Regions from separate parts of the Mus musculus genome. Here region 1 is linked to region 2. Evidence: chromatin loops called from intact Hi-C (ENCODE). Cell type or tissue: gastrocnemius. All regions are shown on one strand. Each heading gives the region's core, and the rest is flanking DNA. Links, peaks and the distances in the headings are about the cores only. Region 1 overlaps Etl4 (enhancer trap locus 4). Region 2 overlaps Etl4 (enhancer trap locus 4).

Region 1 (16,627 bases), core at 3,130-11,129, 110 kb before region 2:
TCATGATAAAGACTCATGTAAGTATTTTAAAACACCCTTATATTATTAAAAGCATATTATCCTCTCATTTTCACAGAAAGCTGAATTCCACTCCATGAGTAGTGTTTACTCATGATATAAGAAAATAAGACTGCTGGAAACATTGTGTCCTAGTAGATCTTGTGGGCCAGTGAGATGGGGCATTTGCTCAGGGCTTACAGTATACAGACAGACACTTCCCCTCCTCCACTGCCAGACTCCTGTGTTTTCCTCCCTAGCACTGACCACCTGGCATGTACTTGGTGAGCCATAAACAGGTTAGCCTGGCTCACTGGCGACCCAGAACCTATGATGGATAGTAGGGATCAGTGAATGAATAAAACATACCCGATTTGGCAGTGGCCCAGGGATAAGGAGGGCCCTAGGCATCTTCAGAGAGAATTCCTACGTATCCTTTCACAACTTGAAATATGTACATCTTATTGATAATTATGCCCATCAGGCTCATTAGTAGATGTTTATGAAACAAAAATGTCACATTGACATCCTTTAAGTAAGAGAATGCAACCTTCCTACACCTCACCCCGGTCCAGTGCTGGGGACAGAGTCATGGTCCACCAACTGCCTTCCATTCCTTCCTCAATAAGCAATGTTGAAACAGGTGACATCTATCAGTATGCAGATACTACATGTGGATTGAAGACTACTCCACGTCTAGAGGCTACATGAGTGTGGCCATGGCAGTTTTAATATGGCATCCATACACACCCCATGTTATCCTGGTGATGTGTGAGACAGGGAAGCACGTATAAGACAGGGAAAGTCAGGTATGACCAGGTTGTTGGTGACAGAGTGGAGGAAAGGCTCTGAAATTAGGGGAACGAGAGAGCTAGGGAGGGAAACAAAATATATTTAAAAGAGTATGATTTTTTAAAATGTCATGTGATTTGTTTTTTTCAGTGATGGGGAACCCAGAAACCAGCATATGCTGGGCAAAGGCTTTGTTGTCCAACTCGCACCTCAGCATCTGACTGTGTAAACCAGGCTGGCCTCCAACTCCTAAAGTTCCTGCTTAAGCCTTCCTACTGCTGCAATTCCATACGATGCCCACTGCTCCAGTTTCATTCTTAGACTGCTACAATAACTTCCCAGTCAGCTCCCTCCATTCCAGACACACCATCCTAATTGACTCTATGTAACATCTCTGGATTATTTCCTAAAGATACCATTTTGAAAGGGCAATGGTCAGATCTTCTATGTATCTCTAAAATGTTCCCCAGGGAACATCAGTCATTATTTTTTGTCTTCGGCCTTCCTTCTCCAGCATTGTTCTCTAGAACATCCTCCTCAACACCTGTCCTGGTTAGTTTTTTTTTTTTTTTCTCTTCCCAACTTGTCAGAAGCTAGAGTTCTCTGGGAAGAGGACCCTCTATTGAGAAAATTTCTTCAAAAGATTGCCTGTAGGCAAATCTGTAGGACATTTTCTTAATTAATCATTGATGTGGGAAGGCTCAGACCACTGGGGGCTGTGCCATTCCTGGGAAGATGGTTCTGGGGTGTATAAAAAAAGTAGGTAGAGCAAACCAGGAAGGGGTGCTCATCCAAGCCAGTAGCAGTGCTCCTCCATGCTTTCTGCATCAGCTCATGCCTCCAGGATTTTGCTTTGAGCTCGTTCCTTGAGTTCCCTCAGTAGACCGTGACCCAGAACCTGGAAGCTAAATAAACCCTCTTCTCCCCAAGTTGCTTTTAGTCATCACAGCAGCAGAAAGCACACTAAGACAGCACTTTCCTTGTTTACACAGGTTCTAGTGACTTTCAGGACAGAGGCAAACTCTCTCCAAGTTTGCCTTTAGCATGGTGGCTGAGGTTACACTGGCTCAGAAAACTCACTGCTCCATTTCTCTGTAAGCCCACACTCAGCCACCTCCTATGAGCATACCAGTTCCCAGATCTGCACTCATGGGTGCTGGCATATTCTTCCTGTTAGGTCTTTCTCCATGAGAGCTGGCTGTTCAACATTACCAGCACTCCAGGTTAGAGCTCATCTTCTCACACCTGATGGCCTTTCTCTCACCCTAAACTGTATTCTTTTTTTCTACAAAAATCTAAAAACAAACAACAAAACCCCAAATATCAATAAAAAGCTATCTTTAGTCAAACTATATATTTGATTCATAGTGTATTCATGTGAATACACAGTCACACACACACACACACACACACACACACTGCATATACATTCATTGGTATTTAAATACACAACAATCAGAATATAAATTCCTTGCAGGAAAGGGCTATACTTATAGGATTGTAAGAAATGGAAATAGGACTCTACCTCAATGGACACTGCCCTGTTCTTGGCACTCACACTGTGAATTTCCTCAATGAACAAGCTCTGCATGGAGGAACCATTCACTGGGGTCTGAGGGGACTGGGGGCCTGGAGCTGACTGGGCAGAGGTTACTTCCTGTGTGATTGCTGGAGGGCTGGCTGTGTGAGGTCTGGTTCCTCCAGGCAAGTTCTGGGCTGGGTTCATCAAGGCTGAGGAGTGCTGGGAAGGTTGCATGACCACAGGCGAGCTCTGTACATGGTGAACTGTCATGGTGGATAGGGGCACCACTTCTGACTTCACATCGCCAGGGCTTCCAGTGCTACAGTGGAGGGGTTGCCCAGGGGCATGGGCTGTCTCTTCCTGATGCTTCAGGACCTCTGCAGCTGTGGCCTTCTCCATGGCAACATACTGTGCAGCCTGGGATGCATCGGTGCCTTTCAGGAGCCCATCAGTGACATGCCTAGAAAAAACCATGCACAGCAGTGTTAAACAGTGCTGACTCTCCCTCCGTGCCTTCTCTGTGATATATCTGAATGCCATGCTTCAGTACCAGATCAGATGAAAACATTAAAAAACTCAGGAGCAGTTCAGGGGTGAGGGTTACCTTGACAATCTTCCAAAGCTATATAGTTCTTCCTTTGAAAGATGAGAGAGAGAGAGAGAGAGAGAGAGAGAGAGAGTCTGTCTGTCTTTGTTCATGTGTGTGTGGAGTCAGACACTATCTCCCATCTTGTCATAGATGGACTCATGCTATTTGTACCTGGTACTACATGGATTCTAGGGATCTGAACTCGGGTCCTCATGTTTTGTGGCAAGTGCTCTTGTCCACTGAGCCATGCTATCGGCCCCAAGAGATAGTCTCTTTTATGGTAATGGTATTGTGTCCAGACAAGACTAGCCCCTTACTGGTGTTGGTAAGTAGAAGTGAACACACGTCTAGTAATAATTACTCCTCCATGTGACCTAGCCTGTGAGGCCCCCAAATGCACTCAGTTCTCACTCAGAAGCTTCTACAAGCTTTCTAACTCTTCTTAGACTATGAGACTTATCAGTGTGTATTATCACCTTGTGGCTATCTTTCCCTTTAAGTGGACTCAATCAAGTCCTTCAAATTCAAGGCCAACCATGACTCTAAATTGAGGTATGTTTAGACCCCCATCCTCCTTTGTTTTGGTGGTCTCATTTTTCTTTTTTTGCAGTGCTTGGGGTGGTACCCAGGACCTCGAACAAATGTTCTACAACTGATTTATTGGGTTTTGAGACAGTCTGTATAGCTCATGCTGACCCTGAACTTGTGATCCCTCCTGGGGGGCTGGGATTATAAGTATGCACTACCTTGCCTGACTCTTTGGGAGACATTCAAAGCAATGTGCCCATTCCCACACTGGCTTCAGTAGAAAATACAGTAGATCTTTGGAAGTAGACACAGCCCTGTGTTTGTATCAGTTGTAACATGTTCTGGAATTCAAGAGACATTGCCATTTTTGAGTCTCAGGTACTTTGATATAATGTATTGGTGGCAGTAAAGATGGCACCTTCTTATAGCTGGGCCTTGTGGTGGACAACCTTAATCCCAGCACTAGGAAGGAAGAAGCAGGCCAATCTCTGAGTTCAAGACTGACCTGGTCTATAGAGTGAGTTCCAGGACAGCCAGGGCTGCACAGAGAAACTCTTTCTAGAAAAACAAACAAACAAACAAACAAACAAACAAACAAACAAGCAAGATAGCCCCTCTTGGGCGCTTCAATCTCTGAGTCTTTGAAGAGCTTAATCATGCGATCCCGTCTTCTTCAAGCTCTGATTTCCCTGGTTCTAAGACAAATCCTGACAATGGCAGTGTTGGGTATAAGAACACCCTGTAACTGTTTTCCAGAAGAGATGCTGCTCCCTCAGGCCACTGTTTTCCTTTAATGAGGCTGGCTTATTTTAGAGTTCAAGGTCTATAACATTTGGGCAACAGCTTAACAAAGAAGTACTTTAACCCATTTCTATTGTTGTGGAGTAAAAAAGTCACTTGATACGTGAAAATGAATGACCTTTTGGGAACCTGGATGGTCTATGTGGACTTAGAATTCCTTTGGCATCTGGGTTTTCTGCAGTTGACTATATACCTGCTTCGTGGAGTTATTAGTTGGGGTTGGTTATTGCTAGAAAAGTCAACTACACTTCCTATGATTAGTAATCCACTTTATCTACCTTAAAGTTAGCTGCATGCCAATGAATTCTCTTCTACACTTGATAGAGCAGTGGTTCTCAACCTTCCTAATGCTGTGGCCCTTTAATACAGCTCCTCACATTATGGTGAGTCCCCAAACATAAAATTGTTTTGCTACTGTAATGAATTGTTATGTAAATAACTGATATGCAGGACACCTGATAATATGACTACTGGGAAAGGGTTGTTTGACTTCCAAAGGTTGAGAACCACTGTGCCAGGGCAATTACAGCCAGGAAACAAAATTTTTACAAAAGTTTCTGACATACCTGATATATTACTTCTGCCTGGAAGGAAATCTCTCTCTCTCTCTCCCCCTCCCCGCCTCCCCACTTCTCTCCCCCTCCCCTTCTCCTCTCTTCCACCCCCCCCCCCCCATGTGTGTGTGTGTGTTGGTGTTCATGGCTGAGCACATCTTAGGCAAGTGTTCTACTACTGAGCTACACCACAGCCTTTGTAAGCATGTTTATGCTGGGTATGAGATTCATTATTCATTGAAAGCTACAGATCAGACAGTGTTTTCTCCAGATCTCTCTTCACAGGAATGATCTTTGATGAGCGGGTCCACTTAGGGGTGCTCAGCTTCTTTCCTGGGTGGGACCAGTATGCTCTCAGATACCCTTCCAGTAGATAAACACTTGGCTTAGAGTCTCGATTTTAAGTCTCCTTGCCCTCAAGGTGAAGGAGGCTAACAGTGCTTTAGTTTGTTCTTCATCCATAAACTATTACAAAACAAATAAAAGACTTATTTATGTATTTAATTTTATTTTTAAATTTATTGTTAAGTCTTCAAAATAGTGGGGATCAAATCCAGGTGCATATACTATCATTAAAGCCCAACATATGTATGAGATGAAAATACTGTGTGTAAATCTTTGTTATTTTAATTCATGTGTACATTTATAACACATGATTAATTGTAATAGAAATATGTAAATAAAATCTGTAGTGTTCTTAATCTGTGATGTGATCTAATCGCAAGATTAGAAAAAGAAGTGACAAAAAACTCAATTCAAACTAAAATATTACTTACACCTATAAGTCAGAGTATTCCAACTAGTAAAAAAAAAAAAAAAAGCCCAACATATGACTAGTAATTTAAAAGCCTAGGATGGAGCCAATGCAAAAGTCTATGCTGAGGAATTATACCCTCAAGCCATATTGCAACGAACATTTGGGGGCTGAAACAGTTGAGGGTTCTCCTCAGGATGCCATAAATAAAGAGTGATAAGTCATGATGATACTAAGAGTAGGTTCTTAAAGCCCGTGACCTGTATGTACACCAGCCTTTGAGCGACCCCTCCTGGCAAACCACCCCATCAGGACCATGGCAGTGACATTACCTCCGCAACATCGTCAAGACATCTGTCATGCTCCTCACACGCTTCAGGAGACTGTCCAGCTTGTGTGGCTCTTCCTTCAGGAACCTTACTGCCTCAACTTCTATGCGCAGGACAGCACGCATCTTATTTTGCAAAGTTGGAAATTCTCCTACAGGCCAAACCAGCAGTGATTTTTAGAATAGGAAGGCAGAGTGACAATGCCCACCCCACTCCTGTGACCTAGGGTAGCACAGAGAAATACCAAGTCGGGAAGCAACGGGGTGAAATCTTATGGTCAAACTGAGTGACCTTGGATAAGGTCACAGCCCCTCTGGGTCCATTCCCTGTGTATTATGGATAAGGCTAAAAAGTTAGGGTTTGTTTTCAACGAGTTTGGTATGTCTGTAAGTTCAGTAAAAGGGAAAGTTTTAGTTGTATGGTTTAGTTTCCATCTTCAGCATCCTTTATAAAGGTCCTCTAAGAAGTCTTGAATGAATCTTTTACTGTTTGAAGGATTGTTTATTTATTTACATGTCTATTTGAAACAAAGTATTACTGTTTCCCTAATCTGGTCTCAACTGACTTTAAGGGATCCTCCTGCCTCAGCCTCCCAAGTAGGATGGGATGGTAGGTCCAGATTTGAAAGCTTCTTCGGTTTTTTTGGTTTTTGATTTTTTTTTTTTTTTTTTTTTTTTTTTTTGGTTTTTCGAGACAGGTTTTTCTCTGTGTAGCCCTGGCTGTCCTGGAACTCACTCTGTAGACTAGGCTGGCCTTAAACTCAGAAATCCGCCTGCCTCTGCCTCCCAATTGGTGGGATTAAAGGTGTGCGCCACCACCGCCCAGCTGAAAGCTTCATAAACATTCCAAGCAACACACTTCCAGTGGAAGGCTCACCTTTGAGAGTGGCCACAGCTTCTCCCACTTGTCGCAGGAGGAAAGCCCCATCTTCCACATCTTTCAGGGTCACCACTCTGCCAGTGGAGGAAGAGTCCTTCTTCAAGTCCTCAACAAAGTCCTCCAGCTCACTGTGGGGAGGCAGAGAGCAGATGGAACTGAGCATGGAGGGTCTCAGAAAGGACACGTGCAGGAGCAGGGGCTCTCCCATTTTCTGCTGTGTCCCAGCCCTATCTTAAGCTTCCAAGGAGGAGGTGGGAGCACAGTCGATAGTAGTTTGCTTTGCAATATTGCATGGCTATGTAAGGTAGCAACGGGAGAGCTCTCCCGTGTCTGTCATTTGTGGTTCAGATTGGTCCCGGGTGGGGGTGGAGTGGGCACTTGATACATTCTTAACTTTCAGTTGTATTCATGCCAGCCAAGAGAACAATGTGCACACTTGGTGACCAGGAATGGAGGGAGAGAAAGACAGAGGGGAGAGAGTCCTGATAGATTAGGATGGAGGCAGAAGATGGGGGCTGGGGGTAGCCTAAGAGGGGGGTATGAACCAGTACTACAGTGAAGTGTGTTAGCTCACTTTAGACAACCAGGTTTCTCAATTTTAGTACCTGACATTTTGAACCATATAGCTTCATTTTTAGTGCAGGGCTGTCTTACACAATGAAGGATGTGCATCCTTGGCCCCTTCCTGCTGAGTAGCAGTAGCAAGCAATCACAAATTCCAATAATTTGTGACACATGTGAATGTCCCTTGACATGGTCAAATATCCCTGGGAAAGAGAGAGCAAAACTGCCCTCAAAATCCCCTAATGGATAGCCTCTCTCTAGTGTACCTGACTGTCCCATCATTAATGACTGTCTCTCTTCTCTCACAACTAAGAACTTAGAGATCTGATTTCTGGAGGGAGGGAGGGACGGATGGAGGGGTTGGGATGGAGAGAGAGAACAGATATCAACTCCAACACAGCCAAGTTATATTCTTCCACTTGAAACAACAAAAACAATTTGCCCAGATGTGTTTGTATCCTTTCAAGTTGCCTGCAAATTCAAGAGAAAGCTCTTAAAGGACGAGGGTGCTAAGAAATGCAAGACCACTAGGTGGCAGTAAGTGAATGGCGGCTGTACTTCCTGGCGCCTTAGTGGAGGAGAGGATGGCCTCACAAGACATGGGCCCTTTCCTCTAGGTGAGTGAGTAGAAAGGAGCTAATGCAGCCACAGGAGGGAGTCCAGCAGGGCAGGACATACATTCAACAAGGATGAAGTCACACGTGACACATCTGACCTCTTCTGAGCAGGGGGATGAAGTATTTGGTGATGCCAGCCATTCTGATACAGAAATCTCTGATGAAAGGATGCCCCGTTAGGGTCTGCATCTGTTAAACACACCTGGTGTTAGGTGAGCATACCTACAGGGCACATGCAGCTGCTGCTCCTTGGGGTGGAGCTGGGCCAATCCTTGTCAGACCTCTAAATGGTCCATTGGTGAGGGAGGTTCCCTGGTAGACCAAGCAGTCTCCTGCATTCTTTCAGGCTTTGATGAAGCCCTTCCAAGCTAAGACTCCAGGGCCCCCAGTTCCTTCAACCACCCACAAACTGGTCAATATGCAAATACTCCTCCAAGGAGATGTTCCATGACCCAAAGCCACTCCATCCAGATAAACTCCTATTTTAGTTTCTCTTACCCAGTCTGCCTCCTGCGCATCATATCCCTGCAACCCAAAGTTCCCCAAACTCTGCTCCCCTTTGACGGGCAGCAGGGAACCTCTGACACCATTATTCTGCCAATTCATGTGCTTGTGATTCCTATTTCGAGCTCTGAAGGCCACTTTTATTAATTCAGAGATTGAAAAAGAGACAGTGCTGCTGAAAATGAGTGCAGACGGCCTTTTGAAAGTCATCAATGGGCTTTTGAAATAGGTAGGCTTTGCTCAAGAAGACGTCAGACATTCATGGGGCCTCCAGATTTCAGCATGGCCTTAAGCTGCTTTTTATTCTGCCTTTGTTGAAAAGAAGCCCATTGTTTGTTAAACTGAACTTAGTCTGACTCTTATTAGAAGCTGTTATTTCCAAGTAGAAAACCATGAAAGATATTGACTCATTTTTTTTTTCTGTTCTTTAATCCCCACTTTCACTCCTCTGTCCTCATGTTCAGAGGACCCAAGCCTAACAGTTCTACCAGAGTATTTCTTTTCTGGAATTTAGAAGGAAGGGAAAGGGACAGAGAAGGGCCAGCAAAGAGCAGGCGTTACTTCTCAGTAGCCCTGAGCCAGGTTCTAGAATATCTTACCTAAGCTCGCTCTCCTGTCATACGGATCCACCCAGTTACCCTAGTCTATGTCTGTTTAAGGTATAAGAAACAGATATGATAATATTAAGGAGATATATATGTATTCCATAACTTTTAAATTAGTGTTGTGTGACTGTGCATGCAGAAGGCAGAAGACAACTTTCTAGAGTTGGTTTTCAGGGTCTATTGTGGGCTCCCATGATCTTACAGTCTTTGCAAGCACAGCCTAGACAGGTACCAAGCAGGTCTCCAAAGCAGGAGTATGACCCATAGAAGACACCAAGCCAAGGAGAATGATACCGTTCAACTGTGAGATGTGATTAGGACCATGGACCCAATTCTCCTGCCAATCCCCAACCCTGTGGTTTTCTAAGGATGCCCCACATTTTCCTGGCCCAGAGATATACTGTCATGGGGCCTGCTGAGTTTCCCAGACCTTAAAGGAGGGACAGTTGGGACAAAGATACCAGGCTCAGCAGATCTCTAGCTTACACAATAGGTGCTCATTAAAGAGAGGGAGAGAAATACCAGCTAAGAAGGTCACCCTGTGAACAAAGACAGTTTTTCTCTTCAGGGTGACTCACCATAACTTTTTGACAATCCGCTCTTCTTCGTGGAGGTACTTCTGTCTCTCTTGCTCCACCAGGGTGCGCTGACGCTGTACCGGATCCTCTAGTCTCTTCATGGTCTCCTTCACTTTGTTACTGATTTCCAGCTCAGCCTTCTTCATCATCGCCCTCAGAATCTCCTGGTTCTGCAGCTGTTGAACAAAAGAAATCAGCCTCCATTGGCTTCATCTGTCTGCTATCATGAAGCCTGAATGCCCTGCAGTCTTCAGAAGTGGGCACAGAGAAAACCCACAGCTGAATCTTTATTTCAGTAAGAAAGAGAAGAGAGCAAGGACTGTATACAGGACTGTATACAGGATTGCTTCCTCAGAGAACGGCTAAGTTTTATCAGGCAACTGACAGCTGAACTTCTGTGCCTATAAAAAAGGTAGAGTTTTTTCTAGTCTTTGGCTGCTGTTACACACACACACACACACACACACACACACACACAAACACACCACAAACTCTCACAGACGATTTTATAGAGAGGAGTCAAGAGTACTAGCATTGAAAGCCCAGTGATCAACCAGGCCTTCAGTCCTTGTCTCCCCCCAGACACTTGGATAGGCTTTCTTGCTCTCCGTTTCGCGTTTCTCTCCTGATGTAGAATCTGCTCTCCTTGGCAGAGCTACTCTGAGGTTCTTGTAGATCCTCAACAACCATTGGGTTGACAGGAATTTTTCAGAATGTCTTCAAAAAGCGAATCTGAGCTCTCTGATTTGTTTGGCTTCATGTCTCAACAGTGTAGAATCACAGCTCCTTACCATGTGGCACTACACATTGATGGGGCAATAATGAGTCCAGATGAGACAAAGGCTCTTGGGAATTGACTAATTTCACTGGATTTGACAAAGGCTGCATTTATATCTAAGTCCATAATTTCCATACGGTTTCCGGGATTCACTGGTCCTTCATCACATGGAACAAAGAGCATGCAAGTTTGAGCTACCCTTCAGAAGATGCTTGCCAATAGTTGCTAGGTTTTCATATGTCCACAAAGTGAACACCCTTGATCAGCTTCAGCAGCAATTGTATTTTATTCATTCCACTGTCCCTAAGACACCCCCCCTCAAAAAAAAAAAAAAAAACAAAAACAAAACACCAGAGCAACATTCAATTGTTTGCACTGGTTTCTTGATCCTTTTCCACTACAAGGTATCACCTCAGAGGACTGGGGATGCTGTTGTCATCTGCCCCATTATCTCTTCACACTGAGAGGAAGAACACTTTGACCATGGTGCCACTCTTTCAAAGCCCCATTGTGATCTTCATTATGAGATAAGAGTGAGCTGGGGCCGGGCGTGGTGGCGCATGCCTTTAATCACAGCACTCGGGAGGCAGAGGCAGGCTGATTTCTGAGTTCGAGGCCAGCCTGGTCTACAAAGTGAGTTCCAGGACAACCAGGGCTATACAGAGAAACCCTGTCTCAAAAAAAAAAAAAAAAAAAAAAACAAAAAAAAAAAAAAAAAAAAAAACCCCAAAAAACAAAAAACAAAACAAACAAACAAAAAAAAAAAGAGTGAGCTGGGTCACGTGCAAAGGCACCACTGGGCTCCAGTGTCAGTGCATGGTGATTAACTGGCCAAAGAGATTATAGCTACGGGTTATGGTTATTGGTTTCCGTGAGTGTTGATAAGGAAGTGTGTGTACTGTTCTTGATGACCTCTGTGACTCAGAGTCATGTTCTCCCAGCTTTGCTAAGGTCCCTTCATTGTGCTTCTAGGATCAGTCAGTACAGAGCAGACATGCACCTCCTCTGCTGTCTATGCTTTCCTGTCTACTTTCTTTTCAGATATCTTCCCACATTTCCCATGGTCACATCAACATCCTTTGGTCTTTCTGACTCACCGAGCCCCTTTCCGTCACAGTGACCTTGAGCCTGCTACTTCCACCTCCTGAAATGGCCTTCCCTCCCGCTTGCTAATTTCTGCTCTTGAAAGAGGATCCAAAAACATCTTTTGAATAAATGAACCCAAGCAGCCATACTGTTAACAGAAAGCAGTGGAAAATCCAGACTCTAAGTGGTTGAATTAGGAAGTGTGAGCCACCAGCTTGGATGAGCCTTGAGCTCAGCCTAGCTGTGCTGCAGAGGCTGTGGCAGGTCTATGGGTGACACTGTATACGGAGGTCAACGATACATAAACAGCACTGCCTTCTATGAAAAGTTGGGCTTGAATTCAGGGCCGTGGAGCAAATGCCACAGACTCTGCTGTGTTATGGAGGCACAGTGACTGGAGCTAGATATGCAAGACACAGAGCAATACGTGATTAAGTAGTTGTAAAGGTTGTGGATGAGGCTAAGGAGCCTGTGAGAGACTCGACTGATTTAGCTGCTTTTGGGGACAATCTGAGCATCAGAATGTTTTTTTAAACTTCCTGGGTGAATGTGTTTTACTAGCAAGGACAGCATCATGGTCTAAAGGGTTCATGAAAGGAGAGTTGATATCACTGTGCCATGAGCTAGTTAGTACACACTCTCTTCTCTGCTACACCCTCCTGCTTACACTCCACAATGAAACAAGCTCAGACAATCCTGGAGCAGCATGTCTATCCAAAATATCAAGTATTGCTGGGAGGGCCTTCAAATTGGAATTTGAGAGGTAGCAAGTAGAAATCGCCCCTGAGAGGCCGTGTGACTTGTTTGGGCTTATTTGGTAGTGTAGGCTCAATCCAGCTTAGAGAGAGGTCATTTTACTATGACTCCCAAGTTGTTCTTCTATCTAGACAAGAGTCTTGTTCCAGGCTACGAGCACACTTTCTGGCACATAGTGGATACATCTAATGTAACATTTCTAATGCAGCTATGGATGTCTTGGAAGAAGACAATTGTACATAATATTAGAGTTACTGTGTTAGCAGAGTAGAGGAGCAGCAGCTATTCCTGAGGGCTAGGCTTTGTCTCCTTTCCAGACAGGAGGCATTGTGGGAGTCAGCTGAGGGGAACAGAGAAGGAAATTCTCATGGCCCTGTGAGGAGGGATTCCCAAAGGAAGAAATGCTGAGCTAGTTAGTTTTTAGTCCATTTCCCTACTCCATTTATCCTGTCCTGTTACTGCTATTATGTCTTGGCCATAAGACTGCCCCATTCATCCCAGCAAAGGGAAAAAGAAAAGCAGGGGGTGAGATGTGGGTCCACAGCTCTCTCCTAAACTGCTGTCAGAACCTGAGAGGATTGGTAAGGTCCAAGTTTCAGTTGTTGAAAGAGAGTACACAAGCAGTAAGAGATACATCCTTACATTTTGACACAGTTCCACGAGTCCACAAATGTGCCCACCACTACATGGCATTGAAAAAGAGAGACAACACTTTCTTGTCACTCCAGAAATTTCCTTCATGATCTTTTAAGTTAGCAACCTTTAGCCCAAGGAGAGCATCTGTACTTCTGTCATCATAGAATGGTTCCTCCTGTCCTAGGATATCATGCAAATGGAATGACACAGTCATTCTCTGTGACGTCTGGCTTCTTTCATTCAGTCCTCCCAGGCCCAGTGCAGACTTGGGACTCAGGGCTTTGCATGTACTGGGCAACTGCTATGCCTGTGAGCCACACCCCCAGCCCAGCCCAGAGCTCTTGAGACTCCAGCCATGTTATTTCTGCAGTTCATTTTATGGCTGAGTGACATTCCCTTGTATTGAGATACTGAACAGTTTGTTTTGACTCAATTCTGGTGATCTTGCTAAAGTCGCTTATTTTTAATTAGTGCTTTTGTAGATCTCTTTCGGTTTCCCATGCAATCGTATTGTTTGCAAGGAAGATGTGCAGTTTTGCTTTGCTAGTTCAAATCCTTGATGCATTTGATAAGACAGTGCAGTTCAAAATAGAAGTGAAAGTTGATTTCTTTCCACTGAGTTCTTGCTTTTACTGGGGTTAGGTGTGGGGTTTCACTACCAATAGCACTTCCTTGGGGCTGAGGAAGGTTCCTCCATCCTGGAGACAGCTGAGTCTCCATCACCTATGGAGCGTTCTAGCACAGGTCTCTTGTGTTTACTGAGAGGATATGCCTTTGATTCTGTTGATGAGGCCGAACACAGCTGCTTAGATTTCTATGCTAATACACTCCTATACTTAAAAGATAATTATCTTTTAGTACATTACTGAACTTCACTGCTATTATTTTGTTTATGGCTTGATACGTCTATTTTTGGAAGGGCTGCTGGTCTGAGACGTTCCACCCTTTGGTTTTGTCCCTAGTGTAGCTGCTGGTTACTTCAAGCTGGAGACTTCTAGGAAGAGGGAGTGTCAGTTGAGGAGTCGCATCCATCCGATTGGCCTGTGGGGCATTTTCTTGAGTATTGTGGGGGGGCCCAGTCCATGTGGGCAGTTGTCACCACTGGGCCGACGGTCCTTGGTTTGTATAGGAAAGCAGGCTGAGCAAGCCACGGAGAGCAAGCTGGGAAACAGCGCTCCTCCATGGCTTCTGCTTCACTTCTTGATTTGACTTTCCTTCATGATGGACTGTGACTGGGAAATGTAAGTCAAATAAACACTTTCCTCTCTCAATTGCTTCGGTCATGGTATTCATCACAAAAAAGCTAACCAAGATATAGTAACACAGACTTCATAAAAGAGTTGGCACTAAGTATCTTTTTTTCTTTCTTTTAATTTTTTTATTCTCTTTTCTTACAGAGTCCTCACTCCCACCCCCATTGAGCCTTTGAAGATGATATTGAACTGATTTCTGTCTCATCTTATGGCTGGTTTAAAGTCAGTATTAATTCTGATGTGTGTTTCCCTGGATGAAGTGGCTCTTCCCTCTGCCTGTCTTCTCTATTAACCCTAGTCTTCCAGTATCCTCTGCAGAGTTTCCCTTTGTGTTTACCAGTCTAGGTGTTTACTGGGCTCTTTAGTTTGTGGATTTATAACCTTCATCAAGGTTGGAAGAATTGTACCCACTCTCCTTTGTAATAGTTTCCTTCTCCCCACTGACGCTGTAATACTGTTTCATGGGTCACTGAATTTCAATATAATTCCTTCTTAACTTTTGGATGGTTTCTGTTGCTGTTTCCTATAGCGTTCCTTGGCCAGTGGCTCGTCTTTTAAGTTTATCAAATACTGTGTGTGTGTGTGTGTGTGTGTGTGTTTAAAAACAAGACAATTTACTTATTTTTTACTTTATGTGTTTTGTGTTTTACCTGCATTTATGTCTGTGTGAAGGTGTTTGATCTCTTGGAATTGATGTTACAGACAGGTGTGACCTGCCATGTGGTTGCTGGGAATTGAACCTGGGTCCTCTGGAAGAGCATCCAGTGCTCTTAACCACTGAAACAGTGTTCTTGAACCATCACTCCAGCCCTACTGTGTGTGTGTTTTAACTATCAAAAGCTCCACTTACATATTTTTCGACCCGTAATCTCTTGTAGCATTGGCTCATGCTTTTTTTTTTTTGAAACATTTGAGAATAATCTGAGTGCTTTTTGAAGTCTTTTCAACTAATGTAATTATCTCCATCACTTCCAGTAGGCTTCCATTGGCTGAGTTTTCATAGATTGTACTTTTTACCATTATTCATGTCTAGCAGTTTTTGATTGCACGTTAGGCACAGACTATTAGATTTTATTCTTCTTCTTACAGATTTTAGATATTCCCTGACAGGCCAGTTATGTGAGGTTCATTTTGTTATTGAGAGAATTATTTTTAAGGTTTTGCAGGGAGAATCTAGGGTAATTTACACTTGGGCTAGTTTAGCCCAACACTGGAGACTGTTCTAGACTGTACTTAATCCTGAGGTATCCAATATGGCTTCGTCACTCTTGCTAGCCAAAACTTGAACTTCTCCAGGTCTGGGTGGTCTCTAGGAGATTTTGGCTTGCTGGTTTACCCACATGGTCTTTGCCTAACTCAGAGAGTTGTTCACGTCACACGCATTTGGCTTATTACTCAATATCTGGCTCCCAGATTAACTTAGTTCTTTCTATATGGAGACATCTTCTCTATGCACTCCATTCCATAAATGCTAGATGCTTCAGCTCTCTGAACTTGCTTTTATCTCCTTTGCTGAGGAAGATGATCCCAGGACTGCTTGAGTTTCTGCATTACATCTGGAAAGTACCTCTGGGAAGATGCAAACTCAATGGTGGGATTCACCTCCTGTGTCTTCATTTTTTTCTGAGCAACCCAGGCTCATGTTGTCTGTTGTGCATTGTTTGCAAGTCGTGTTCATGATAGCTTCCAGTTCTCTAGCTGTCAACAACAGGAAGGTTGACTGCAACTGCAACCACTCCCTCTTAGCTGCAAACACAATTTATTAGAAATGCCCTTGACGTTTTTATAAGTGTACTTAGAATGTTCTTGGCCACTTAGTCTTTAATTGGGCAAAGTGAGTTATCCATGTCAACTTTATGAATAATGTACAAACTGTTTAAATCTAAATCTAACTACCTCAAAATAGCCCACATCTCCCATGCTCACCCCTGACTTACTAGGTGAAACCAGTCTTGGCAACATGGCTTGAGAGCAAAATGGGCCAGATGCTGCTTCAGTAACACTGAGCAGTGGTTAGACCACAAACTAGGCAGTTTGGGAATGAAAACCAGACCCCAGAATGACTCCTAACCACCCATGTAAGACCTCCCCAAGGCTTCGGGGAACAAAACAAACAATGCCTGGTCATGGACAAATGTCTGGGTGCTGCCTCACCATCTTAGGTAGTCCTTTGTCTAAGATCTGACTGTAGCTTGGTGGATTGTTCAGTAACTTAACTGTCAACTTCTGTGTCTGTTTTATTTACCATTTCGGCTTTGTTGAAGAAAATAGCTCTGTCCTACAGAGGCCAGATTTTGTTGTGCTTTCCTCTGGCATATAGTCCTCTGGCTATACATTTGGACATCATGAAATAAAAGACTCTAGCACAACAGATTAAGACAACTGTTGAATTACACAAGGGCTCATTATATTACTGTCCCTTCTTCAGTGTTGATCCTCCCTCACTAGGACAACAATAGCAAACCCTCAAAGATCTTAAAAATGTAAAACTAAGTTTAGAATAAC
Region 2 (16,627 bases), core at 4,401-12,400:
ACCACATGGTACCTCACAACCATCTGTAACTCCTGTTCCAGGGATCCAATACCCTCATGTAGACATGCATGCAACACCAATGCATATATATATATATATATATATATATATATACATACATATATATATATATATACATACATACACACAGACAGACAGACAGGAGAGAGAGAAAGAGAGAGAAATGGGCAGTGGAGATAGGACACCTGGGTTATAATCCTAGTTTTTCTGGTCAACATATTAGACATTGCCAGCAGAGACAGTGGTAAGTAACTGTTAACTACTAGAGTCCCATCTGTATGCATGTTCTGAGTTAGAGCTTTTACACATATGCTATGTTCCAGCACAAAATTTTACATAGCAGGAATAAATATCAAAGCATACATATAACTCAAACTATTCCCCCATTTTTACAGCTAACACCCTAATTTCACTGAGACTAATGTTTCTCAACCTGTGGGTGATTACCTCCTTAGGATCGCATATCAGATATTCTACAATGTTGGATATTTCCATTTCCATTCATAGCAGTAGCGAAATTAGAGCTATGAAGTAGCAACAGAATAATTTTACGGTTGGGGGATGTGGAATTATAATAGTCTTAGTAGTAGGAAGGTTGAGAACCACGGCTCTAGATGATTCTAAGACTCGCTGCTCCTCTGTCTATGTTCTCTTTAGTCTATTTCAAGCCTGGTGGCTAGAGCAGCTTTGAAGCCTGATGGGAAGTCGTGGCTCAGTGCTTATGAACACCTCTCCCCCATGGTGGCCACCGCAATTGGTCTTTCCCGTCTGTTGTCCCATCTCCCACCTCTCCTACTGCATCCCTCACTTCTCTGCTTCTCGTGGCAAGACCTTTTGCCAATGATCCTCCTGCTTTTGCTTGAATGCTCTAGGCTCATTCTCACGGCCCTGCGCTGTCCTCCCTCTCCCTGGGATTTTCTCTCTGGCTCTCTGTGTGGCTTGCATCTTCATGTGGTCCAGGTCATGTTTCAGATGCTACTTTCCCCTGCCTCTCTCTGTCTATCTCTCTAGAAGTCTCTGTAACCTTTACCTTGCATGGCTTTCACAGAAACACAACTGTCATACATAGCTTATACATCCCCGGCTTGATCAAACATAAGTTCCAGAAAATCAGATGGTTATGGCTCTTTCCTGATTGTTGCCAAAGGTATCAAGCCCTCTGAGTGCTACATAATTAGTATGAATTTCTTAATGCATGATTTCCTGTACCTACTTTGTAGAGTGACATGAATATCACAGGGACTAGGGATGTGGTGTGTGTGTGTGTGCACGCGCATGTGTGCACGTATGTGTGTAGTTATGTGTGGGTTTGTGATGTTCATGGAAGTCAGAGATCAATTGTGATCAAATGAGAAAGTCAGACAGCTGGGGTCCAAAGAACTTGTACAGAAGATACTGTGCACACTTCTAAGTCCATCTATGAGGGAAAGCTGAAGGTGGCGTGAAAAGATGGTTCAGAGGTCAAGTAGAGATCAAAAATAGGCACAGAAAAGAGAGATGGAGAGACAGCCCATCAGGATGTCTTCCAAACTCTTAGCAGGGCACAGAGCCATCTACCTCACAAGGGCTGTGCTAGTCATGTGTGCAGAGTTCCTACAGATGAAGATTAGGATCTGAGCCTGGTCTCTGCACTCTTCCACAGGAGTCCTCAAGATTTTCTTACACAAGGAGAAGAACAACTCACATTCTCCATAGGGACTAACAGGCCCTCGTATTGGGTTACATTGAAATAACAGGTTTTGCTTGCTTGTTTGCTTTTTAAACAAGGGCACGCTAGTGCCTTAGAGCTGTTCTGGGACCCTAGACCAAACAATAAATACTCAAATTTCAACCAGATTCTGACTCAGAAACCAAGGAGAACCAGATACAGTGGCACAGCCTCATAGCAGCATGACTTCGGAGGCTGAAGCAGGAGGATTGTGAGTTTGAGGCTATCTGAGGTATACAGCAATACTCTTTTTAATAAGGGAGGAAGGAAGGAAAGAAGGGAGGGTGGAAGGAAAGAAGGGAGGGAGGGAGGAAGGAAGGAAGGAAGGAAGGAAGGAAGGAAGGAAGGAAGGAAGGAAGGAAGGAAGGAAAAGGAGAAAGGGAAGGAAAAGAAACTCAGGAGGCCAGGTCAGAAAGATGAAAGGCAAAATGCCTGCCGAAGTTGGGGAGTGAGGGCTGTGAGCCTGACGCCAGAGTGGGCTTCTCTGAGTAAGATACTTAAAGCAGGGTTGTTTAGGAAAGCGGGAAAAGTAGGGTCTGATGACCGGAGAGAGGTCTGACGAGTGACAGGTCTCCTGCTACTATAAGACTCTGCTGAGCCTGTCAGGGGTAGGTTGCCATGGGCTGCCGGCTGGAGCGGCAGGAAGGCCCACATGGCTGAATCTAAGCAGATCTTCATCTGTGAAGTCTTTGCTGTGTGTATATTTTAAAGTCAGACCTTACATGTGACTTCAGTTATGCCAAATTCTTTAAATACAAGAACCAGATTTCATTTATATATATTTTAAATAACTCACAATGGCACCTTTCACGGTGCCAGAAAGCAGGCAGACTTTTAATATAAAAGACACAAATTTGGGCGGGGGTGGGTGGGCAAAACTTGGGAGGGACACAGAGGAAAAAAATGTATTTTTACTATTACTTTATATTGTTGGAAGACATTTAGCTAGAGATGTCTTAAAGCCAATTAACACCTCAGCAAAGTCTGAAAAATGGAGATGTTGTAGGAAATATAATGTTTAATGATGTTTTCAAACTATTGAGAACTCAAAACCTGACAGGACGAAAACAGCAACTTGCCCTGGTGGGGCACGGCTGAGTCCTGTAGATGCCAATGATTGTTTGCTGAACGTGAGGATGGAGCCTGGGAGCTTCCATAAGAAGAGAGTTTGTAGGTAACTAAGGTTTCAGTTTTTCTCTGGGCTGTATTAAACTTCCAGTCTGACGCAGTGCACAGGCATAGAAGAAGCTGGGTTAGAAACCAAGGGGACGCTTGATGAACATAGCCTTAGTGTCTGGAGGAAAGACACACTTTGTTTATGGCAACTCTGGGCTGTTGAGGAGAGAAGGCAGGCAAGAGAGGTTTGAACTGCAGAAATACATCTCAAAACTCAAGACCAATATGTTGTCAGAGCGGGTTTCTCCTGAGCTCTGGTCCCCGTTTTCCATGGATTGGAGACAGCTAGAAAACAGGGGAGTTTCATCATTTTGCTCTTCTTATGAAGATTCTAGCCACGTTGGAATAGGATCCACCTTTCTGACCTCTTTCTAACCTAGATCTTGACTCCAAACACAGTCACATTCTGAAGTTCTGGGGGGATAGGATTTAAGTAATTCCACATATAAGAGCTCCTAAGAGCCTCAAGAAAGTGAAAGGGTCATGTGATGGGGCCCACCTGCTGTTGTGTTCAAAAGCAGCTATGCTAGATGGAAATCTCACCCTCTAAGATCTTTGAACAGGGCCTTGGCTCCAGAACTAAGGCCTGCTTCATCTCAGGTCCACATCACGATGCTCAGTGGAGAAAGTTGAATGGAAAGTAGACCAGAGGACGTACACGCGGGTCCTGCAGTCATGCAGAATGTGTGCCTTCCTGTGTTCTTAGCACACCATCTGAAATACGAGAACCTGCCAAGAAGCTGTTTCCTGATGTCACCTGGCAGCCTGCTAGACACCACTGCCAGGATGAGAGCACCAGGGAGCACCTGCTCAGGTCCATGACATAAGATGGGCGTGTGCCCCAGAGGGATTTCTAGTATTGCACAGAATAAGCAGTCTTTAAGCTGGTATGAAAATACATGTGGAAACTCTTACGGAGTTAGAAGAATATAAAAGGTTCCATTGGGAAGCCAGCTTTTAGAAAACAAATTAGTTTGACCAGGAACTTTTCATTAAAGGAAAAAAATGCATGCATTATCAATGGCACCAGGGCCCAATGTATAGTCCTGATCCAATGGGCATATACACAGGCCTGGCTCTAGTTAAATGAAAGGGGAAACAAAATCAGAGGTTAAAGATCTGAGCCACCAGTATGGTGGTGGGAGTGTAGACTAATCAGATTGTATTATGTATATAATCAGGTATATGTGTGAAATTGGCAAGGACTAACTAAATTATCTCTTTAATGGAAAAAAGTAGCTATAATTAATCTTGCATTCACAAAGATAACAAATTCTAGTGAATTGCCCTGGGGAAGGAACGGAAGAACTGACTAGCCCTCTGCAAGGAGTCCAACAATGTTACTTCTTATTCTAACAAGATCGCTGCAGAGCAGCTGCCAATATAATGTATTTTATTGTCTTTTTTTACAGACAGGGTTTCTCTATGCAGCCCTGGCTGTCCTAGAACTCTCCCTACAGTCCATGCTGGCCTTGAACTCACAGAGGCCTGCATGCCTCTGCTTCCATTCATATTTTCACACTAGCTTAAAGACTATTCTGTGCAATACTAGAAATAACGCTGGGGTGCAAACCTCTCTATGTCACTCAAACGGATCCTGCTTGATGCTGGCAGTGGCATCCAGCAGGCTGCCAGGTGACCTCAGGCAGAGCGCTAAGATTGCACCACCGTGCTTTAAGACATCTTAAACTCGATACTTCTAATGCCACTGATAAAGAGATCTGAGGCTGGCCGTTGGTATTGTTAGAACATAGTCAAGGGGCAGGGGAGATGGCTCAGTGGTTAAGAGCACTGGCTGGTTTTTCAGAGGATATAGTTTTAATTCCTAGCACCTACATGGTGGCTCACAACTCTGTGTAACTCCTGTCCCACTAGACCCAGTGCCCTCTCCTGGCCTCTTGTGGTACTGCAATATGTGGTGCACATACAGGCAGGAGAAACACCTATACACATTTAAAAAACAAACCTCCCCCCAAAATACAGTCAAAATGTATGGTGGCATACACCTGTAATCTCAGAATATGGAGTTTGAAGTTATTTTTCATTACCCAGTGAGTTCAAGGTCAAACACATGAGAGCGTGTTTCAACAAAACAAAACACTGGGATTTTGTCACGACAGAAGAGATTCTGTCTTCCATCTTCTTTTGAGATCCAGAAGTTCAACGCGCCTGTCTCCCAAGTGTTCTTCTCCAACAGAAGTGCCTTCCCCTCATACAGAATCCATACTGATAGCTCAGCACCAATCACGTGAGGCATTACTCCTTCTCTGTATCTAATAAGATCCACAGAAACCTACAGCTCCTTGGCTGCACCCTTTGGCCAGAGTGATATACTATCATGTCATTGGGTTTTCAATTTTTAATATAAAGATCTATCAGCAAAATAGCCTTGTAAAGAAATCATTGAAATACAATTACTGCGTAAAGGGATCTTAAGAACATTAACATATTATTGTTTTTATCATAATTTAAAACATTTTCATCCTAATGAGCTGGTATAGACCTTTTCTGAAGTAACAAAACCCACTTAACTCACTTCAGTTAAAATAACTTAACTCACCTTTCTCCTTTTGTCTGCTTTTTCATCCTGGTTAAAGTTACAGCAATTATCCTCATCTTAATTTCCTGCTACACATACTACATTTAATTGCTTCTTGTAGAAATACTCATTTAAATGGCTTTTAGAATTGTATTGTTTTTTGATTAAGTCAAGTCAAATTTATTTTGGATCTAGAAGGATAAATAACATTATTTATTTATTATTTGCCTTGCTGGCTTCCATGTTGTCTTTGAAACTTTGAATTCTGTTTTAAGTAAATATTTTTTTTTTTACATCTGAGAGAAAAAAGCCAAAAACCAAAAACCCTTGGCTAGTGATCTGGGTTAGAGTGAGACTTCCTAGCTGTAATACAGAGAAAGATCTACTTCACATTAATTTCAAGACTAATTTTCCCCCTCTGTGGAGTTTTGAATTTCTGTTTCCTTTCATTTATTTCAGTCTCATGCCTGCATCTTCAACCCTGAAATGTTCTATGTAAATGTTATTAAATGGTGACCAGGCTTACCGACATGCTGGCTGCAAAAGCATGGGAGACCTGTATCTTCCCGGGGAGCCTGCTCAATGCTCGAGACTACCATGTGCCTCATCTGTGACCCACCAACATTCTAACGGAGCGCTCACATCAACCAAAACTGCCTTCCAAGTCAATGTGTTTCCTAGGCTTGCCTGCCTACAGAGCCATTATGGAAGTGTGCGGTCTTGGTTTCTTTACTGTTGCTATGATAAACAGTGACAAAAGGTGAAAGGATTTATCATGATCTACAACCACTGAAAGATTCAGTCCACCATGGTGGGAAAAGCATGCCAGCAGAGGCAGAAAACTGTCTAGTCATGCCGAGGAGGTAGAGTGAAGGGATGGGGCAGCCCTAAAAGGTTTCCGCTCTGCACTCAGGGACCCTCTTCTATCAGGCCCTATCTCCCAAAGATCTCCCCAACTTCCCAATTAGCCTAGGATCACACGCTCACACCTAGGCGTTTATGTGGGAGGTATGTCACAGCCAAACTATAAAAGGCATAGAACTTAATAATTACTCTGAAATCCAAAAAAATCAACTCTAGAATATCAACCCGAGTTTTACCAGCATAAGATTTTTAATATCTAATTGTATTTTCTTTGAGATAAGACCTCCCTGTGTAGCTATGCCTGGCCTGGAACTCAAAGAGTAGATCAGCCTGAACTTGAATTTATATAGATCCTTCCTCCTCTATCCCCAAGTGCTGGGGTTAATGGCTTATGCCACCATGCCTGGTCGACTTGCGTAGGTGCAGACGCATCACGTGGCTACACTGCTTCTTGTAAGCATATTCATCCCTAGTTGGATTTGGTGCAGTAAATCTATTTGTAGAATCTGTCCACGTTTCACTCACCTCATACTGGTTCCCAAGGCACAGCCAGTGGTGAGCTTGAGTCCCTGTGCATAGGAGTTCTGAAATAGTCACACTGGAGGCTCATTACCAGCCCCAAATCCACATTTTATTTAAAATATTGACTCAATTTTTCCCCCAGGACATTTATTTTACCAAATGTAAGAAAACTAAACGCCAACATTTTTCTTTTTCATTTAAATCTTTTCATAGAATATATTTTGATCATATTCTTTACCCTCCCCCAACTCTCCCAACCTATCTATTCACCCAACTTCACATTCTCTCTCCTTCTGTCACAGTCTCTGTTCCTGTCTCGCTTTCCCTCTCTCCTTTCTTTGTCTCTCTTTCCAAAACAAAACAAAACAAAATAAATAAATAAATAAATTCAAACAAACAAATCAAAAAGTGCACTGAAAAACCAAACGTCATTTGTCTTGACTCAATGCTCCTGGGCATAAGCGACCCTGGAGTGTGGCTGATACACCCAGAGACACCTGGAGTGTGGCTGATACACCCAGAGACACTGCGTTAGAGAAAGTCAGTTTTCCCTCTTCCAGCAGGCATCAAGTACAAATACATCCATGGTTGGATTAGCACTTTGCATATACCCCTCCTCTGTGCAGGGATTTTGTCTGAGTTTCACTCACACACTCTCGTGTGCCCTGCCACAGTCTGAGTTCATAGGTGTCTCAGCTCTGCTATGTTTGGAAGATGTGGTTTTCTTGAAGTCGCCATCATCTCTGTCTGTTACAATCTTCCTCCCTCCTCTTCTGCATGGATCCCTGAGCTCTTAAGGGAGGTTTTGGTAAAGTCGTCCCAATTAGGGCTGTGTAAGAGCTACCATTTTTGTTAACCTAAAGCAGCTTGTTTTATAGAGGAAATTTTTTCATGACTGTATAACTTCTCTTTCTTTTTTTCTTGTTGTGCAATTCAATATATTTAATGTCTCCTGGGCTGTGTGTAGAGTTTTACTTTATTTTAACTATTTTATTTCACCTTTTATTTTATTTAGCATCAGGTCATGTCATGAAATTGTTATCTTTGAGAAAGCAGGAGGCTGCTACTCAACCCACTTGCAGTTCACTGACCAGCCTCTAGATGGAGGCAGTCTGCACCTAACAGTACTTGGAATGAAGCTACAACAGCAACACAATATGTAAATAGAGAAAAACCAGTCAGCATGCAAGTGCAAGCAACGGAGTCGGCTGCTAGTTAAGGCCAATACAAACTTATCAAGTGGTTTACAGAAATAGTAAATTGGATTTTTACTGTAGAATGGGCTACAGCAGAATCGGCCAAAGCAGGAGCTCCTTGCCATTCCGGGCAGGTGTAACCTGGTAGGAGCTGCCAGCAGTGTCCCAGTACCTGGCCACACCAGATCGTCAGTGCTATAAAAATGGACACCTAGTACCCGAACCACACAACCACACCAACCTAGCGATGGATGGGGACAGCGGCAGAGGACACTAAAAAAACCTGAGAACATGTTCAGCTGATGTGCCACCCAGCACTCAGACCCTAGCACATGCAGTGTGGTGGGACGACCCATTTTCCTGCCTCAGCAACAGAGTAGGCACACATTGAGGAGATAAGAGTGTGCAACTCACACCCTCACCTTAGCTACCCACTGCACTACTCAGGTCAGGGCCTTGAACCTGACTCTCTAGGAAACACTCCAGGACTTGCTTTAACAGTGGCCAAGATGATCAAGGATAGACAGACCCAAAGTTATTCATCTGCTACAAAGCACTCTTTTTTTGTTTGCTTGTTTTTCGAGACAGGGTTTCTCTGTATAGCCCTGGCTGTCCTGGAACTCACTCTGTAGACCAGGCTGGCCTTGAACTCAGAAAGTCTGCCTGCCACTGCCTGGCTTATTGTTTTTAATTAAGTGGATTCACATGTTTCTGTGTGAAGGTGTGCAAACAAGAACACAGGTGCCCATCCATTCTGGGAATTCCGAGCAGTGCAGACAGTATATGCTCCCAATCGCTGAGCCATCGCTCCAGCCCAATACAGCACTGCGTTGCAATCACTGACAGTACTTGGGAAAACAAATGTCGAAATGCTTTAGATATTAGGCTCCAGGTGATGGCTCAATGGGCAAATCACTTGCCAAACAAGTACAGGAGTCTGAATTCAAATTCCCCAGACCCACGTAAAGGTTGCGAGAAGTAGTATGTATCTATAATTCCTCTGCTATCACAAGGAGATGGGAGGCAGAGGAGAATTCCCTGAAGCCTGAAGGCTCCAGGTGGTATGGTACACACAGTAGTGAACACACCACACACACTCACAAACACACACGCGTGCACTTGCACGGGCCTGAGTCCTTTCAGTCACCACCCCACACTGGTGGCTTCCACCTTTGGAGATGGCTGATTTCTCCCCCCTCTCCCCTCCCCGGTCTTGCACCAAGATGCAGACTCTGATTCCCTGGACCTCTGTTCTTTAAGTCACCACAGGGAGCAATCACCATCAAAGCCAATGCCTTGCAGTAGAACCGCCATAAACTCAGCAATCCACCCCCACCTGATGAATTTGGTCGTCATCTGGACTAAACCCTTCTCTACTGTTTTAAATGGTTTTTGGTTTTTCAGTCTATATTTACAGATATGCAGGACCTCTGCCGGGCTTACTCAGGGCTGCTCTCTAAAGCAGTTCTTCTGGAGTCTGGTCCACCTTCCAAAATCTGGCGGTACCCAGAGGAAGCTGCTGATGCAGTTCTTATTTTCACAGAGCCTCATTTGCAAATTCCTGAGGGCACACGGAGGGGTGGGGACATCTTGTGGCTACTCCTTCCCCAAAGGCCAACTAAGGAGCAGCCAGACACCAACCCTACTTTCTCGATGCTGCATTCCAGACAGGCACCATGATTAAATGGACACCACTCCGTCATTAAACGGCAGACCTAATATCAGTGGGGTGATTTTTCATGGAAATTATTTAAAAAAACCAAACTCTACGGGACAGTGTTTTTCACATTTGTGGGAGGGAACTAGCTTTCTTTTAATCCTTTCTAACCTCTGAAAAGAGGGTGAAGGAGAAATGTCACAAAGTTCTGTTGAGAACTTCAGCGAGTGAGTGTTTACTTAGATGGCTGGAGCACCTGACGGAAGGCAAGTCTGAAGGAAAGCTGAGGGCATCGGAACCTGGCTGAGTACATTTCTTTCTTGGTGCTGCTGTTTGGCCAGCCCTAGGCATGAGGTAGCCTTGTTTGGCTATCATCTGACTGGGACTGGCTCTCTCTCTCTCTCTCTCTCTCTCTTTTTTTTTTTTTTTCAAGACAGGGTTTCTCTGTGTAGCCCTGGCTGTCCTGGAACTCACTTTGTAGACCAGGCTGGCCTCGAACTCAGAAATCCGCCTGCCTCTGCCTCCCAAGTGCTGGGATTAAAGGCTTGCGCCACCACGCCCAGCTCGGGACTGGCTCTCTTAAATGATAAGTTCATACCTTTCATGCCAGGAGTGGTCTCTCAGCATCCACAGTGGACTAGAGGCAAGATCTCATGAGACACCACAGTCTAGTGATGGAGGTGCTTGAATGCCTTGAGTAGAAACTGGTGGAATCCCCTGACCTCCAAACACCTAACACAACCTGAAAATCTACTTAAGTAATTATTATATGTTAAGGAACAGTGACAAGGAAAAGAAAGTCTGTGCATATGTGGCACAGATTCAACTTATTTTTTTTCAAAGACTTTTATGTTAGGGCCAGGCAGGGTCTTGGACATGCTGGACAAGAATTGTACTACTGAGCATTATCCACAGTCCTGTAATAATTCTGGCCTGTAGCTGGTTATATCAAAGGATTCAGAACTAGCGAATACAGAGAACCGCTTATATTTATGGCTATGTGAACAGACACAACGAATATACATACATACATGCATTTATGTATGCCCTACTGCTTTTAATTCCTCTCCAAATACATGTCCTAAGAGTCCCTTGGAGAATAAATCATGCTTAGCCCCTCAACATCTCTCTCACTGTCGAAATACTCAGAAGCAACATAGAATTATTCACATAGAATAATTATAAACACAGCAGGTTTATCTCTGGGCAAATGTGTAAAGGCGGAGGGAGTTTGAGGTCTGTCCACTTCAGAGTCCACCATCAGGGTGCCAAGCCTCCACACAGCACATCCTGAGAACTACAAAGACAAAGTATGCTCCATATAGAAGTATAATGCAGAATAGGTTTCCCCACTCAGCCTGTTGAAGTGTGCATAAAAGTGTTGCCCATTCCCAACACCCAGGGGCTCCTGTATTTGAAAGGTGGTCTCCAGCTGTTTCTGGAGGTTATGGATCATTTAGGACTGTGACAGGGAGCCTCCAGTCCACATCACTGGGGGTGGAATCTGAAAGTTTATAGTCTCACTGCATTTCTGGTTTACACTGCTCCTTGTGCGCCACTGAGATGTGATCTCTCAGTTTCCTGCTCTGGCCAGCTGCTGTCATGTCTCTCTGGTGTTATGGATTCTCCCTCTGGAACCACAAGCCAAAATAAACTCTTCCTTACACGAATTGCTTTTGTTCATGATTTTTTGTCACAGCTACAAAAAGGTAACCAGGACCAGGCTCTGTGGCCAGGGTCAGACAGCAATGGCATCTCACATCCCTGGGTAACATCTGAAGAGGCAGTGCTGTAAAATCAAGGAGCTACAGGTACACAGCAGCCTCTAGTGCAGAGCTCAAGGCCTCTACAAATACCTTAGCAGCCACAACATTGCCTCGATCTCATGTTTTTGAAAATCAAGAGTTAATGCAAAAGCCCATGCTGGGAGCTGAAGAGATGGCACAGCAGTTAAGGGAGCATCCTGTGTGTGACCTTAGAGAACATAAGATGACCACTGAAATACCTTGCTAGAATTGCACACTGGGGATCTTCCGCTAAAAGGTTGTGCTGAACACTCCCTTTCCGGAATGAAGCAGCAAAACAAGCTTTACAAGGAAGCCCCGACCTACAGAGGCAGATGCAGGTAACAACCAAAAAGGTTTTAGTTCCCTCTTCTGGTGACTAAGACTTCACCTCACCTGGGGCCATCAATGCTGCTTAGGAACTTTGGGAAGGTCTTGAAACAATTGCCCCTCCGGAAGGGAGAGGCTAATTACCATTTCTAAAGGGGGGAATGAAAAGGTCAGCATAGGCCAACAATGGGCTTAAACCAACTCAAGTTGTTACCTAAGTCTACCCTTAAACTGTATAAAAAGTGTGTGCTTAGGAGATTCCTGGTTGCAGGACAGTCCCAGCGCACTGGATCAATAAACCTCTAGCTTGTTGTATCGATCTCCATCTCTGTGTTTCTGTGAGTGGGACATCCTGGATGTAAGGCTCTTCGGGTCTTACACCTGCTCTTGCAGAGGGCTTGGACGTGGTTCTCAGTAGCCATACTGGGTGACTCACAATGATCTACAGCTTCAGCCCCAGGAATCTGACACTCTTCTGGCCTCTGCAGGCATCTGCATTCAGGTGCAAGTGTGTGTACATACAGACATAAAAATAAACCCTATAAGAGTTACCCTTAAAGGGATCTACAATGAAGCCGAATTAAAAAACCTCCTCATATGATCTATAATCCTGCTATCTGGAATTTATTCAAAGAAGCCTACACACAGATGTTCTCAATGAAAGACCCACAACGTGAGGACTCCCCCACGTTCTGACTCAGGAGGGGCAACACCCCAAATCACTCACGAGAAATGGTCTCGCCGCAAACTGCAAGAGGACTTTTATTTCAAGAGCACTCTCGGACCCACCGTCATACACCACGCAGGGGTAGAGGACCATGGCACCCCAAGTAGCTCGGTAAGGGGGTATTAAAGAAAGAAACCACAACTCAAGGAGGTGGGGAGGGTGTTGTTGGAAAATACCAAAAATACCAGTTAAGAGTCACAAGGAAGTGCAAAGTCACAAGAGTCACAAGGAATACCTGGTAATTGTGCGGGTTATTTCTCAAGGCAGTTTCTAAGAGCCCCTAACAATAGCACATTTGCATAGAGGGTTCCAGCAAAGGTCAGGGTGGGTCAGGGTGACTTTCTTTGAATGAACACTCCTTGAACCCAGGAAGCGGGTGGGTGAAGGAATGTAGCAATCTGTTTTATGATTAGCATACCTTGGAACATTGAGTCACAAAGGTCACATTCTCAAGCCTGGGCCTAAAGGCCTAGAACTTTGCTTTTACATTATACTTTTTCATCAGCAGCTTTATTCTATTTATAACTATCCAAACTTGAAATCAACAAAGATGTTTATCAGAGGGTGTCTTAGTTTGGATCTTACTGCTGTATACAGACATCACAACCAAGGCATCTCTTACAAAATACAACGTTTAATTGGGGCTGGTTTACAGGTTCAATCCATTATCATCAAGGTGGGAGCATGGCAGCATCCAGACAGGCATGGTGCAGGAGGAGCTGAGTTCCACCTCTTGTTCTGAAGGCAGCTTGGAGAAGACTCGATTTCAGGCAGCTAGGATGAAGGTCTTAAAGTCGATGCCCACAGTGACACACCTACTCCAGTAAAGCCACACCTCCTAATAGAGCCAATCCCTGGGCCAAGCATATTCAAACCATCACAGAGGGTGAATATGGATAAACTGACTGATCTAGATGATGGGATATTATTTAGTGCTAAAGGGAAATTAACTACCAGTAGCAAAAAGACATGGAAGAAAGTTAAATGTGTATTACTCCACTATTAATCTGAAAGGGCCAAAGTGTCTCTTTTTATTTATTTTTTTGTTTTTTGAGACAGGATTTCTCTGTGTAGTCCCAGCTGTCCTGAAACTCATTCTGTAGACCAGGTTGGCCTCGAACTCAGAAATCCGCCTGTCTCTTCCTCCCGAGTGCTGAGATTAAAGGCGTGCGCCATCACTGCCCAGCTAAGTTGTCTCATTCTTTTTTTTTTTTTTAAAGACTTATTTATTTATTTATTTATTACTTGTAAGTACACTGTAGCTTCAGATACACCAGAAGAGGGCGTCAGATCTCATTACAGGTGGTTGTGAGCCACCATGCGGTTGCTGGGATTTGAACTTCGGACCTTCGGAAGAGCAGTCGGGTGCTCTTGCCCACTGAGCCATCTCACCAACCCCAGTTGTCTCATTCTTAATGTAGGATGTCCTAGAAAAATCAAACTCTAACAACAGTGAAAGGAAAGCTCACTTGTGGTCAGGAGTTGGTGAGGAATGAAGGTTAAATGGGCAGACTACAGAACATCTTTGGGGCAGAGAAAATACTTTCTATTATGTACAATGGTGACTTCTCCTCACTGCCTGTCTGATCTAAGAGCATGCATAAAACCAACAGTACGCTCTAGCAGCAGCCAGGTGCTGTCAGTGGTATTGACATGGCAGGGCAGGGCTATCAGGTGGGCCACTATTCCTGGCCTAAAATGAACAGATGATAAAAATTATAGCCAGGTGTGGTGGCGCACGCCTTTAATCCCAGCACTCGAGAGGCAGAGGTAGGCAGATTTCTGAGTTCGAGGCCAGCCTAGTCTACAAAATGAGTTCCAGGACAGCCAGGGATATACAGAGAAACCCTGTCTCAGGAAAAAAATAAATAAATAAAAAATAAAGATCAAGGTAATGGACAAACTGATGCATTTGTATCAGTAGCTCTCAACTGTCCTACTGCTGCAACTTTTTAATACAGCTCCTCATGTTGTGGTGACCCCATGCCATAAATTATTTTCATTCCTACTTCATAACTGTAATTGTTGCTGCTGAGCGGTACCTGAATTCCTAGGACCATCAGAAACATGTGTTTTCCTGTGGGTGCTACCCACAGGTTGAGAACTGCTGATCTAACTGATAATATGTTAGGCGGATTCATTAAAATTTTCAACTCTAGCCGGCACGCATGCCTTTAATCCCAGCACACGGGAGGCAGAGGCAGGCGGATTTCTGAGTTTGAGGCCAGCCTGGTCTACAGAGTGAGCTCCAGGACAGCCAGGGCTACACAGAGAAACCCTGTCTTGAAAACGCCCCCCCCCCCCATCAATTCTGACCAATATGACAACACAGAGATACTCAAAGACACACAGCGCTTCCAAACAGCACCAACAAGGGCTTACTTACAAGGCCATGACTCTGAGGCTGGGGTGGAGGTGGGGGTGGGAGGGGTGGGTATAACAGCTACACTTGTAGTCCTCTGTACTGGGACTCGGGACTGTGCTTCTGTGCATCTTGTGTTAAATAAGACCAGACACAAGGGGATTTCTTTAATCAAGGCAAGGCTGAGTAAGGACCTTGGAAAGGAGAGTGCATGTGCAGGCTCCTGGTGACTCAGATTTTCCCTCCATTCCATAGGCTCAGCAACCCCAGTCAATTGTACCCTGGGCACTAGGTGCATCCCAGAGGAAATTCCTAAATTGGCCACAAGGAGGAAGTCGAGGGCAGCAGTAACATTGCTGACCCAAAAGCCCTCATTTTCTGAGGCCACAGCCTCTCTTTTGACCAACTTCTTATGTCTCTCATCTCCTGTCCTCTCCTCTTCCTGAGTCCTTTTGTTTCTCTCCAGAAGTTGGAAAATTCTATGCTAGTTGAATTCACTAGGTAACGGATTGAACCTCTTGACTATGGGTTTATAGGCACTCTGAAGAAAAACTGGCTTTAGACTGAGGCTGAGCAGTTTTCACAAGCACAGGGAACCACAAATGTTCACTCAGTAATCCCTTAAGCAAGACTTTGTTAGCCTCTTCTCTCTCTCCGGGAGGAGGGGTTCCCCTGCAGGGCAGGTATCCACCTGCAAGGCCAGCTGCCCTGACAGCCGAAGGAAATTCCTCCCTTGAAGACAAAGGGTCCATTATCCAACAGGCTCCGTTCCCAGGGATAGATAGGGGAGGCACACAGGAGTTTCTTATCTTTACTTTATTTGGCAAAACAGGCGGGGGGGGGGGGGGGGGGGAATCTTCACAGAGACCTGACATCCCCAACCCACCCCATTTCCTGCAAAGCACAAAGGAGAAATTCCACTGCCAGCCTGGCTCTTGCCTCAGGGATGACTGTGGCTAAAAGAGCACAGTGCTCTTTAACCCACATGGAAGCTGCAGGCTGGTGACAGTAGGAAGGCTCTGTCTGTCTTCCCCCTGTCCTGAGCAGTGTTCTCCCAAGTTGTATGCTAGTCCCTGGGGTCCCAGAGATAACACTGGAAGATGCAGCTAATGAGTGAGATCTGGGGTTCATACGTCCTGATTCTGTGACTTAACTGCCAGGCTAGAGAAACACACACACACACACACACACACACACACACACACACACACACACAGAGAGAGAGAGAGAGAGCATTCCCTATGTTCTTCTTCCGGTGGTGATGGCACATGCCTTTAATCCCAGCACACAGGAGGCAGAGGCAGGTGGATCTTTGTGAGTCCAAATCCAGCCTGGTCTATAGAGCTAGTTAGTTAGTTCTAGGACAGCCAGGTCCAACACAGTCCAAGCTGATTTCAAATTTACTCTGTAAGTCACTCTTACCTCACACTCAAAAAATCTTTCCGACTTAGCTTCACAACTACTGGGATTTCCAGTATGCATGATCACACCCAGCTTGAAATTCAGTGTTAAAAAATGATACTGAGTGCTTGCTGCTGCTAAGCACATACAGTAAGATTGGAGCAGCAGAGACTTCAATAGAGCCTCTCGCCAGCATGGAGTGCAAAGCCACAAATGGTCTGTATTTTACAATAATGATTATGTCTTATGAATAACAGGAATGCTGATAAGAAGACAATAGAAATGTTAATCACCCCAATGCATCAGGACCCTCTGTGTACTTGTGACATCACAATGTACC

Evidence for each region. A loop is a pair of places that touch in the nucleus more often than their neighbours do. Peaks named below come from ENCODE experiments on the same cell type or tissue, not always from the same donor. Only the 100,000 strongest peaks of a DNase experiment are listed, where the experiment ranks them.
Region 1: it touches region 2 in a loop (5-fold over the local background); 18 of 42 quality-filtered maps call a loop at or near these places.

The regions. Positions count from the first base shown.
Region 1 is chr2:20,771,188-20,787,814 of GRCm38, reverse strand. It overlaps Etl4 (enhancer trap locus 4), which reads right to left. Exons shown (of 22, transcript NM_001081006.1): 11 at 9,614-9,789; 12 at 6,743-6,873; 13 at 5,870-6,017; 14 at 2,315-2,771. Among named protein-coding and RNA genes, the nearest start is that of Arhgap21, 190 kb to the left of the region's middle. In gastrocnemius, for the core only: CTCF peaks have their summits at 7,841 (motif pointing right) and 9,681; DNase peaks (open chromatin) are centred at 7,861 and 9,679.
Region 2 is chr2:20,664,748-20,681,374 of GRCm38, reverse strand. The region is part of intron 4 of Etl4 (enhancer trap locus 4); the gene reads right to left. Among named protein-coding and RNA genes, the nearest start is that of Arhgap21, 290 kb to the left of the region's middle. In gastrocnemius, for the core only: a CTCF peak has its summit at 4,792 (motif pointing left); DNase peaks (open chromatin) are centred at 4,788, 7,934 and 8,183.